Linked DNA regions of Homo sapiens: region 1 is linked to region 2. The links are chromatin contacts, found by Hi-C or POLR2A ChIA-PET in ENCODE. All regions are on one chromosome and are shown on one strand. Each heading gives the region's core, a stretch centred on a gene start or an enhancer-like site at or near the end of the contact. The rest is flanking DNA. Distances are from core to core; before and after follow the strand shown. Region 1 holds the start of C15orf39 (chromosome 15 open reading frame 39). Region 2 has its middle 47 kb from the start of C15orf39.

Region 1 (6,110 bases), core at 2,914-5,413, 48 kb after region 2:
TAAAGAATGTTCCCCTCCTCTGCAGGAGTCCCTAAATCTTTTTTTTTTTTTTTTTTTTTTTTTGAGATACAGTCTTACTCTGTTGCCCAGGCTAGAGTGCAGAGGCACGATCTCAGCTCACTGCAACCTCTGCCTCCCGGGTTCAAGTTCCTCTGCCTCCTGAGTAGCTGGGATTACAGGCTTGTGCACCATGCCGGCTAATTTTTGTTTTTTAGTAGACATGGGGTTTCCCCATGTTGGCCAGGCTGATCTCAAACTCCTGACCTTAAGTGATCTGTCTGCCTCAGCCTCCCCAAGTGCTGGGATTAAAGGCGTGAGCCACTGCACCTGGCCAGGGTCCCTAAATTATTGTGCATGGTTTGTTGTTGTTGTTGTTGTTGTTTTCCTAGCCAACAGGCCAGCAGATGCAGTCTTCCAGAGGGGCCCAGTGAAAGCCTGCCCCACTTCTCAGTCTTAGGGCCTCCCCTCTGAGCAAGTCTGATTTTCTCTGGAGGTAGTGGGGGGGGGGCTCCTTCGGAGTTTGAGAGGCTCCCACTCCCTGCTCACTGTGGCAAAGCAGCAGGCTGCCCCCACCCCCAGCCTCCCCTGCAGAAGGATGCCCTGATTTCCCAGTACACCTTTGGAAAGTGGCTCACCTCACCCCAATCAGACCCCATGGCCCTGTCCTCCTGCCCAGGTCCTATCCAACCCAGATCCCTACGACGCTCTGAGTCCATGCTGATGGCCACCGACGCAGCCCAGCTTCAGGCTCTGCTTGCTTTAGTGGCAGCGGGTTCCTGAACAACAATTGTGTCTGAGCCCTCCCTCAGAAGGCACTGGAGTCACACAGTCCTCCAGGGACAATCCTAGCTCTCCATTTCTTGGCTATGTGGACAAGTGGCCTCCCCCTCCTCCTCTAGAGCTACTGTTACTGGTTGAGGGTAGTTGCCCAGGTTCTTGGTGTTTTGAACAAAGAATTGGACAAAAGGCACAAGCAAGGCAGCAAAACCTCCAGCAAGAGGCTCAGGAGCACTGGTTACAGAATTTTCTGGGGTTTATATACCCTCTAGAGGTTTCCCATTGGTTCACCCTAGTAGCCCGCAACCAGTCTGATTGGTTGAAGAGTAGGCCCACGACCAGTCTGATGGGTTGTGGGAGGGGACCAATCAGAGGCACTTTCACTTTCCAGCTGCCACTCAGCAACTGCCATACAGCAAAAGGAGGGATTGCAACTACCATGCAGCAACTGCCACCTTGAAAGAGAAGGGGTTGAAGAGTAGTCTCTAATATCCAGCACCAGTTGGCCTTAGGTTCCCTGCCTCCAGACCTTATTCTCCTGCAACATCACCACTGGTTGAAACCTTACTACAAATCAAGCTGTGAAGTCACTGGAGCCCTGTAGCAAGTCATGTCCCTGTAACGATGAGTGAGCTGACAGCTAAGGGGCTTGCCTAAACCACACAGGTCAGTGGATCAAACCCCAGTGTGCTTGTTTTTCAAACTCCTGCTTCACATGGTTGTAAGAATTAAATGAGATATCAATTATCTCATAGATAGATGTAGGAGCTCCATGCCCAACCACTGACACTGAGATATCCCTCTTCTGGGAGGGGAGAGGGAGCAATGAGGAAATAGAGGGCAGACAGGGCAGCAAAAGCAGTCTGAGGGGCCTCTCAGGAGGAGGCAGTGTCTATAGCTGGGTCTGCAAGGATGGAAGGGGGCATTGCTGTGTGTCTTAGGGAAAGGTGCCATACTTCTCTGTTTCTCTGCCTGTAGAGTAGCTGCCAGCTCCACCTCACACGCCTCTGGGGTAAGGGAGCTCCTCCAAGGAAGGAGATTTGTAAATAGCAGGTGTGGCCTCATTAGAGGGAGCACCATTGTTATTAATAACCATAAAATAATGAGCCAAGGCTCAGGATCTGACCTTTTACCTTGCATTCCCAGGGAGCCAGGAGAAGTAACTGGTGTCTGGGGTGGGGTGGAAGAGGAGTGTGTGTGTTGCATGTGAAACCTGGGCAGACCTGGTAGTGGTAGGGGTGGGGTGGGGTGAGGAGAAACCTCCTTTTTACACTACTTTCTTTTTCTGTGTTAACTCTACTCGGGAAGGCCATATAAGGACAGACTGTTCCCTTCTCTGCTTTTATTCACACTATTCCTTCTGATTAGAATATCACATCTCTGCAAGACCACAGTCCTGATAAAAACATGTGGAGCTCCCAAGGCAGTTATCTTGTATTGATTGCCTTCATTCTCTATAGGCTCCACAGACGACCATTGGTATAGGGAGGAAAATGGCAAGGTCAGAGCCTTCAGGAGCTCATAGTCTGGGGACACTCTATGAGCTTCCTAGAGTTTACAAGCAATTTCCCACACTGATGTTGGCCGACACCACAGTTGCTAAGGCAGGTCTCTCACTGCTCTCTTTTTGCAATGAGGAAATTTGAGGCTCAGAAAGTTACAAAGTAGCTCCCAAGTCCCCCAGTGTTGCCTCCTTTCTTTGGCAGTCCAGGGTGTTTAAGTGATGCCGAAAAGGAACAGACATACTGTTGAGTGGGGCTGCTGTCTGTGTGAGGTGTCCCTGAATTAACACAAGGCTCAGCAGTGCTGCAAATCTTAACTAGCCCCTATTGTCTCAGATGGCTGCTCATCCTGGCCTGGTTGGGTCCCATTCCAACTCAGGGAAATTGGAGAGACCACTGGGCACATCTGAGCACACAACCTGAGCGTCCTAGACCCCAAGGGCTAAGAACACAGCCCTCCTTCCACCCCACTAGCAGGGCAGGGACAGGGTCGCCGGCGCGGTGCTGGAGGAGGAGGGGCGAGCAGAGTTGGTAAGGGGCAAGAGCAGTGAATAGCCTGTGACCCACGGGGCTGCAGGCTGGGGTTAAGGGTATGATGTTTGGTGTGACCCCTAGCTGTCCGCGCGCAGATGTATTTTCCTGACGCTAAGGTGTGGCTGCAGGAAGGGCCCCAGGCTGGGAGCCAGGAGATCTGGGATTTTGTCCCAGCCTGCTGAGTGACCTGGGGAAAGCCCCAACCCTCTCTGAGTGTCTCTCCCTATATGGTTCCCGACTCTATTTCTAAGGTCCTTCCAGCTCTAAATGAAGTGACACTCTCCCCCCACCTCCCGCCCCCGCTCCCCAGGTGACCTCACTTCCTCTTCCTACCTGCAGCGCCCAGCCCCTCCTCCTCAGCTCCAGCTGCTCCAGCTGCTTGGTGATTCTTGGAACCTGCAGCCTCAGGCCTGCTCTGCTCTGACTCAGGCAGAACTTACCTTTGGGATCTGAGGGGATAGTTTTGCTTCCTGAACTGACTCTGACCTTTGGCATGTCCACCTGCCCTCCCCTTCCCCACTGCACACACCTGTTCCCAGTCCTCGGGCAGCCCAGGAGCTTTGACGGACCAGATTCCTTCAGATAAAGTAGCAGCACTGAGGGGCTCTCATCCACAGTCAGATGGTCCAGGGAGAGGCACCCCTTCCCCCCTCCAGCCTCTCTTTGCAACACACCATTCCTGGCTGGGCGTGCTCCACTCCACCCGCCTCACAGGCTGCGCGCCGGTCTGCCTCATGGAGGGAGCCTCACCCAGGCTACTTTGCAAATCCCCCAGCACCCTCATTCCCGGCCCTTCCAGGGATGGGGAGATTGCCGCTTCCTCAGACAGTTGCCGTGCCCTAGCAGGAGTCTGGAAATTGCCCTCATTGACTACAACGAAATGAGGGGACAGATCAAGGAGCCCTTCTCCAGCCCCCTAATACACTAGTGCTGGACAGGGGAATGCCGGCACCTACTGTGTGCCAGATATTTGCAAACACCCTTTTCCAAGCTTACACCGCCACCGCTATGAGGAAGACAGAATTCCACTTTTGCAAATAAGGAAACTGAAGCTCAGCGAGGTCAAGCGGCAGGCGCAAGGTCACATCGCAGCAAGTGGCAGTGAATGAACGATCTAAGGGAGCGACTGAGGGCGCGTGACGGGCCCGCCGGGCACTGGTTCGTGGAGCGTGGCGGTTACGGGCGGTGCACAGCGCCCGCAGCCCGCTCCTAGCGAGCTGGCCCCACGCGGGCCCTCCGCACCCGCTGCCCACAGGAGCGCAGGCTCCCAGAGGCGGGGCCGGGCTCTTCCCCAACCCTGCGAGTCGCCCCGCCCCCGCCCCGCCCCCAGCCCGCCCCGCCCGGGACCGCAGACGGCGCCCAGCGGCGGCGCGAACGGCAGCTAGGAGGGTTGCTCCGGGCTTGGTGCTCACTGCGACTTCCCGCGCAGGGCCCGGTCGGACTAGGACCCGCGGCCTGAGAGACGCTGGAGGATGCGGACGCGGAGGCCGCCTGGGGTAGCGGCGGCGGGAGTCCTGGCGCTCTGCAGGTAGGAGCTCGCCCGCTCGGCGGGCGCGGAAACTTGGGCCGAGTTTGCGGGCGGCGCGTGGAGAAGGGGCGGGTGGCGCTGCCCCAGGGCGCCCCTACCGGCCGGCCCGGGGACTGAGGGAGCCGCGCCTGGGCCGAGGGGCTGCGGCTTCTGGCTGCCGCCGGCCCCCCGCGAACGGGCTGCGGGGCAGGGGTGGCGCTGCTGCTCCGACTTTCCCCGGACTTCGAGGCTCCCGGGACCTGGTAGCGCTCTGGGTCTCCGGCGGAGAACAGGCGCCTAATCTGGCGAGAAGGAACTCAGGCCGAGCCCTCCGGCCTCCCGCAGGACCCTGTCACGTGGATTGCTGGGGGATGGCGTTGAGGAGGAGGTATGGGGACAAGGGGGCACTGGAGGGCTGGGCCTGGGGGCGCCGGGCGCTGAGGCACCGCGGGGCCCTGGACGCGCCCTGCTGGGATGGGACGGCCCTGCGGTTTTCTCGCCACCTCTTGACTCACCCCTCTGGCCTCAGCCCAGGCTGGCAGGATCGCCCTGAGGCGGAGGCTGCCCGGACCCTGTCGCCGGGCCGCCCCTGTTCCGGGACCTCCCGCCGGTCCGCGGGCGTCGGTGTGGGGCTGGGTGCGCGGGCCTGCCTGCGTGCACACGTATGCCCGGGGCCCGAGCGAGGGGAGAGCGCAGTTCTGGAATGGCGTGTGTGCAGATGTGGGCCATGCACGTACGTGCAGGCACGGGTTTGCATGCGTGGCGGCGGCCTGTGTGTCAGCCTGCTGGATGCACGTGCGTCTCGGCGCCGCCGGGAGGGGCTTGGGGACACCCGGAAGCCCGCCAGGTCGGGTGCGGCGGCAGCCTCTAAGCGAAATCGGCTGTGGGCCCTAGGCACCCGAGTTATGTTCAGGGCGGGTAGGGGAAAGGGGATAGAGACCGATCCCGTTCGCTTTCCCCTCCACTGGAGACTTTGGGCTGCCCCAGGTTGGGTTGTAGCGTCTGGAGAGCCCAGAGCCTCAGGTAGGGAAGGTGGGAGATGGGAGAACACTCGGCGAGGCCCGATCCAGCCCTCCGGGAGAATCCAGATGCTGGCCACAATTGGGCAGGAATCGCGCTCTTCTTCCTGGTCTTTGCCATCGGCCATCCCGAGGCCCCTAGAAGGTGAAAGTGGGAACAGAGAGCTGTTTCCTTTCCCACTGCGTAAGGCAGGGGCGGTGCTGCGGTGGTGGGCTCTTCTCCGGGACCCTGGCCTGGGTGCTGGCTGAGTGACGTTGGAGCTTGGCAGAGAGGATCAACAGAGCTGCCTCTCAAGGATGATCTGAGCCTGCTCCCTGGGCACCTGCCCTTTCCGAGAGCTTGCTTGCCTCAGTATGGGTCAGGGAAGGAGGCACCTACATTTTGGCAACTGTCTTGAGTGGAGGAGTCGTCTCCCTTGAGAGAGTGTATCCTGGGCTTTCCACCTCCTACTGGCAGGAGATCAGGTCATTCCCACACCCCTAAGAGTTCTCTGTTGGCTCCCTGAAGCCGCCACCCCTCCCACAAAGACTCCTGAGGGTCCCAGGTGGTTTCCTGTCTATTGACTGGGTCCCAGATAGGGGCCTCAAGAAGTCTCCAGAGCAAAGGGTATTCCATGGGCTGAGACCCAGGAGAGAGGGACTCCTGGGGTGGGGGTGGGGACCCAGCAGACCCCAAGAAGCATGTGGGGGAGGTGAGACCAAAGTCAGTACTTAACCCAGAGTGTCCCAAGGGTGGAGGTGGGGAGGATCCACACTTCAAAACCCTACAGT
Region 2 (5,352 bases), core at 363-2,862:
AGACAACCCTTGCTACCCTCTCACTCTCCTGATCGATAGCCAAAGGCTAAAATCAACCCAGATCAAAGCCAAATATAAATTTGTTTTTCTGACCTAGGGCCCAAATTAATGCATTTTGTTTTTCTCAAAGGTACTCTGTTGTTTTCTAGAACAGTTCAAGCCAACTAATCCAAAAATCTTAACACTCAAGGGGGAGTGGGGGCCCTGCTGGGTCACAGGGGGTTCAAACTGGTTCCAGAGGAACTGGTGAGCTGTGGGCAGTCCACATTCTTATGTGTGTGGGGGGGCAGAGGTTGGGGGGTTCAGTGGGGAATGCTGAGGCTGGATTTTACAGGGGTCAGAAAAGGAAGGGAGGATATGGCTTATACTAGTTCTGCCAAATCTACCATGTAACCTCCTTACAGCCATTCATTCATTCATTCACTCACTCATTCATCCATTCAAACAGGGGATGAGGAGGGTGTGCCAAGCACCAGAAAGGAAGGGCACAGGTCTGCTTTCTAGAGCTGCAGTCTCCATGAAAGAGTTTTTGAAGGATGGAATGACCAGGCCTGGGCAAACTGACTTCTGGACAATTCTGGAGTGTGGGTACAGATGATCAGTGCTTGGCTGGTCAGAAAAGGGAAAGCCAGGAATGTGGGGGAGGTGAAAACAAAATGTTTCTATTCTCTAAATTCACAAAAGGGCAGGGAAGGGAGCGGCCAGGCTCAGTGGCTCAAGTCTGTAGTCCCAGCCTTTTGGGAGGTGGCCAAGGTTGGAGGATTGCTTGAGGACAGGAGTTCAAGACCAGCCTGGGCAACATAGCAAGACCCTGTCTCTACCAAAAATACATAAATTAGCAGGGTGTGGTGGCACATGCCTGCAGTCCCAGCTACTATACTCAGGAGGCCGAGTTGGGAGGACTGCTTGAGCCCAGGAGTTTGAGGCTGCAGTGAGCCATGATCGTGCCACTGCACTCCAGCCTGGGTGACAGAGCCAGACTCTGTCTTTTAAAAGCAAGTAAAAAGGCGGGGGGTGGGGGACTGTTTTGAGAACTAGTCTGAAGCCAGGAACAAGTCACACAGACTTATTTTCAACCTGGTCCAATCAGTCATTGATCACGTTACTTCAGTCCCCTGAGAGCCAACCAATCAGCAACAGCTTCATTCCAGGGACCATGCTTCTGAGAGCCAGCCAATCAGCAAGGGTCTTACTCCAGTGATTTGCTTCTGAAAGTCAGCCAATCCCTAACTGCCAAGACTGAAAGTCAGCCAATCTGCACACAGTCCAACTTTTGAAAATCAGCGAATTGCTGAATGCCATGCTTTCCATACCCTATATAATATCAGCTCTAGGGTTGCTTTGGATCTGGGGTTTTTGTAAGTAAAGTTAGATTTTTTTTTTTCGGTACTGCAAGTACTGAATTCAGCCTCATTGTCTCTGAAATATATCCTGGAGAAGGAGGACTTGAACTCTTACATGTCCCAGTGGCCCATACGGGGGTCTGTGGTACTGCCCCCTCCCCCCACACACCCCCATCCCAAGGCTGGGCAGGTCCCTGGGCCCCCTGGCCACAGCCACTTCACTAGCAGTTTCAGGGCCTCCTGGCCACTTCTCTAAAATCCCATCCTGTTCTTTCTCCTGTGGTTTCCTGAGAAGTAGGGAGGGAGGCTGTGGTTAAAGAGACTGGGTGGAGGGGGTTTCTCCACAAAGCCTTCCATGGGGCCCACAGGCAAGGGGGAGGGGCTCAGTCTAAGGGGGGTACACTGAGGGGAAGACACAGCCTGCTCTCCAAGTGGCAGTCTGAGAGGGACACTGATGGATGGGGGGCACATTCCAGGGCATCACGTCTGACTGGGTAACGTAGTCTGATGGGAGAGGCAGGATGCCTAAGTGTGCCCAGGAAAACAACTCTGGTGATCCAAGGCCGCAGAGGGTCAGGTCTATCTTCTGGGGCATGTACTAAGTACTGAGGTGGGTTGGGGACGAGGATGCAGAGAGTAAGTCAGAGAAGGCTTCGTGGTGGAAGTGAAGCTTAGGGCCAGAGCGCCTCCCCCAGCCATGCTGCTGGGTCAGGGCATGGAAGAGGACAACAGGGCTCACCCCTCTTTCTTCTCCCAATCCTCTCCCGCAGTGTCCCACAGGCCAAGCCTCTGATGAGGTAAACCCAAGGCTGGAGATCCTTTCAGAAGAGAGCTCCTGTGGGCTTTGGAAGAGGGGACCCGGGTTGGCCTGGAAGAAGGGTGGGATGGGCCACTGAGAGTGGCTGGAGCAATAAACAGAATGAGGTTGCTGTGAAGGTTCCGGATCCTTTGCCGGCTCTGCCCCGTCCCACCCCTTCCCAAACACCGTCTCCACCCCTCCCCTCCCCGGCAGAACCCAGTCTTCTCTGTGCAGTGGGTACAGTACCCACCCATGCCCCCTCCCATGCCCAGCAGTCTGGCTGGGGTGCTCTGTCCTTGGCCTCTCCACCCCCACCGTCATCCCCATGCAAACCTCAAAGAGGCTGACTTGGCGTAGCATTTGCCTGCACTTACCTGTGGCTCTTCTGTTTGGAGCCAGCCAGAAACTCCTGAGTTTGGTTCCAAGGTGCTCTACCCCTCCTGCCTGCGGGAGGACTAGGTTCCTCAATCCTTCTCCTGAGGTCAGGCTGGGACTAGAGTGAGGCAAGCAAGGTGCCTAGGGCAAAATTTTAAGGAGGCTTGCCCTCCCAGGTGCACCTGAATGGCCCTGAGGGCCAGTGCCCCCTTAAATTGTGGGCCCTTAGGTGCCTCCTTGCTTTACCCACCATGCCCCCAGCCAGCCCTGACCCTGCTGGGTGTTCTGGCCTCGAGAGTCTGAAATCTTATAAAATATGCCCTAAAAGCTGGTAGTCCGGAGTCCTTGGGCTGGCCTGGGCAGCCAGGTGCCTGTCCTCCCCATCTCCTGCCCTTAGCCCTTTTGGGAGAGGAAGCCAGAAGTGCTGAAGCCTGGGGCGGCTGGGACTGCGAGATCGGTATAAGGATGGGGGACCTCCACCCTCAAGGAACTGAAAACCATGTGGAAGGAACAGAATGGTCTGCCCGCAGGGGAAACCAAGCAAACCAGGCCTTTGATTGGGACCAAAGACAGATGTGAAACCCAGGACTCTGAGCTGACCTTGACTCCACCGAGCTCTGCCCTGGGGATCACCGGGCACCTCCAAGAGAGATCTGAATGGCTCTGGGAGATGCCAGGCTGAAACAGGGGACTTAGGTCCCAGGTCTCTGATGGAAATTAGCTGTGGAAGGGGACAGGTGTGAGCACCAGGAAAGATAAGGCAGTAAGGGACCCTGCCTGTGTGTGTCAGGAGCAGGGATCTGAGAGGGGTCTCCCACATCTCCATGCCCAGGCCTCAGTACTTGGGGGGGTCCCTGGGGCAACCCTCCCCCTATCTCGGCCACTGGGGCTGGGGCCTGTGCCCTGGGTCCTCTCTGCAGGTAGCATGGTCATGCCAGAGCCCTTGGGCATCCTTTCAAAACTTACCTTGAGCCAGGAGCCTCCCTGTTGAGATCTTTGTCTAATTGGGTCTTGGGGTGTCCCTTGGAGAGGTACCATAAGCCGAGATAGCCGCTCTCTAAGGGGCGAGGGGAGTTAGGGTTGGGCGTGTGTCAGGTGAGACACATGGAATAACAGGAGCCTTTCATTACTCACAGATCCATGAGAGAAGCCAGCGCCGATGAGGGCCAACAGGAATCCCGGAGACAGCAGGGTGTTCAAGTAGCAGGTAGAGAGTGAGAGAGAGAGGGGACCTGTGGGACCAAGGCCTTTATGGGGTCCAGGGCGTCACCCAGGCAGGTTTCCTGAGGGGAGTAATAATTGGGTTTAGGCCAGGTGCCGGTGGCTCACGCCTGTACTTTGGGAGGCCGAGGCGGGTGGATCACGAGGTCAAGAGATTGAGACCATCCTGGAAAACATTGTGAAACCCCGTCTCTACTAAAAATACAAAAATTAGCTGGGCGTGGTGGTGCGCACCTGTAGTCCCAGCTACTCAGGAGGCTGAGGCAGGAGAATGGCTTGAACCCGGGAGGCGGAGCTTGCAGTGAGCCAGGATTGCGCCACTGCACTCCAGCCTGGGTGACAGAGCGAGACTCCATCTCAAAAATAAATAAATAAAATAAAATAAAATAAAATAAAATAAAATAAAATAATTGGTGAGTTTAGAGCAAGCAGGGTCACGCTATGGCTGAGAGAGGGTCACTGGCCTATCTGCAACAGTCCATGCGGGCTGTGGGGTCAGCGGGACCAGTCAAGTGGGCTGTATGTAGCTGTCCCACAGGGAGGCAGTCACCGGGAGATGACTGTCTAAGGTAGATATCTGGATTGAGCACATAGAGGAACTGGGAGGAAGCAGGGAGCTGGAAACAGTGTCAAGGTTGACTGAGCCCTGCTTCTAATGTAAGAAAGTCCAGATTATATTCAAAACGGATGCCAGGGCAACATTAAAGTACAGGAATTCACTACACTCCCTCTGTGCCTGGGTCACTGTTTATGGTCCTCAGGAGGGGGGGCCCTGCTCATTGGCCTCTTCTGGTACTCGGGTGGGGTTGGGGTGGTCTGTAGCCCCATGAGGGCAGGATGGGGGCAAACCAAGTGTAGGGCGAGCATCCCCCTATGTCTTGGGAGGTACTGAGCTAGAGCTACAATGTGTGGATGGGGGGTGCTCCCCAATTAGTCTAGGCTGCGCCTTCTGCATTCCATTCTCTGCATGTCTGGAAGGCCTGAGCTCATGGGACAGACCCCACCCTGGCACCTGGTGGGCGGGGCATTGCTTTCAAGAGGTCACCTTTGTTTGGGAAAGGAAAAAACAAAGACGACATAGCTGGCTGGCGATTCTGAGTCTCACCTCCCAGGGTGTGGAGTGAGCCCAAACTCCTTGCCTCCCACATCTCCCCTGCCACCTTTCCCAGGGCCGGGAAACCCCCAGGAGGATCGAGACTCAGCTTCCACCCAACCCCTAGAAGACCTCTAATGGTCAGGCCTCCAGCCTTGGCTTGCATCCCTCCAGTGATGGGTAGCTCACTGCCCCCCAGAGAGTATTAGGTCATTAAAACAAAAACAAAAACAAAAACAGATTTTGGAGGTGGAACTGAGAGGCAGTGGCCTGGGGAAGCTGGAAGGACTGGATCATGAGCCAGAATTGCTAGGGCAGACACCACACCACTGACCCCACACCTGGAACAGTGTCTGGGGCTATGTCAGCTAATGGGGTAAGGTTCCAGGGAGGCAGATTCCAGCTCAATAAGAAGGGCCAGGCCGGGTGCGGTGGCTCACACCTGTAATCCCAGCACTTTGGGAGGCCAAGGCGGGAGAATCACGAGGTCAGGAGATCAAGACCATCCTGGCTAACATGGT

The links. Hi-C counts contacts between places; a loop is a spot of excess contacts on that map. ChIA-PET counts read pairs that join two places held with the same protein, here RNA polymerase II (POLR2A). Pooled maps may share reads with other maps.
Region 1: a map of naive thymus-derived CD4-positive, alpha-beta T cell shows a loop between it and region 2 (9-fold over the local background). The contact joins the promoter of C15orf39 here to the enhancer-like site in region 2. A Hi-C loop is called at or near these places in 12 of 168 maps with a recorded cell type or tissue (CD14-positive monocyte, Caco-2, Calu3 and 8 more), 4 of 37 single-sample maps with no recorded cell type and 10 of 50 pooled maps. POLR2A ChIA-PET finds 5 or more read pairs at or near these places in 21 of 52 experiments (A549, B cell, Caco-2 and 15 more).

Annotation. Positions count from the first base shown.
Region 1 is chr15:75,197,719-75,203,828 of GRCh38, forward strand. It overlaps C15orf39 (chromosome 15 open reading frame 39), which reads left to right and starts at 4,164. Exons shown (of 3, transcript NM_015492.5): 1 at 4,164-4,341. It overlaps LOC107984772 (a long non-coding RNA gene), which reads left to right. Exons shown (of 2, transcript XR_001751617.2): 2 at 1-22. RefSeq lists enhancers at 1,841-1,910, 2,321-2,500, 3,767-4,489 and silencers at 3,971-5,130, 5,251-5,300.
Region 2 is chr15:75,152,144-75,157,495 of GRCh38, forward strand. No RefSeq gene overlaps it. Among named protein-coding and RNA genes, the nearest start is that of C15orf39, 47 kb to the right of the region's middle. RefSeq lists enhancers at 4,351-4,852, 4,853-5,352. Within about 2 kb of position 1,613, at least 3 of the 41 ENCODE cell types and tissues checked have a DNase peak (open chromatin) inside an H3K27ac peak, as active enhancers do; they include CD14-positive monocyte, where a contact is called at or near this core.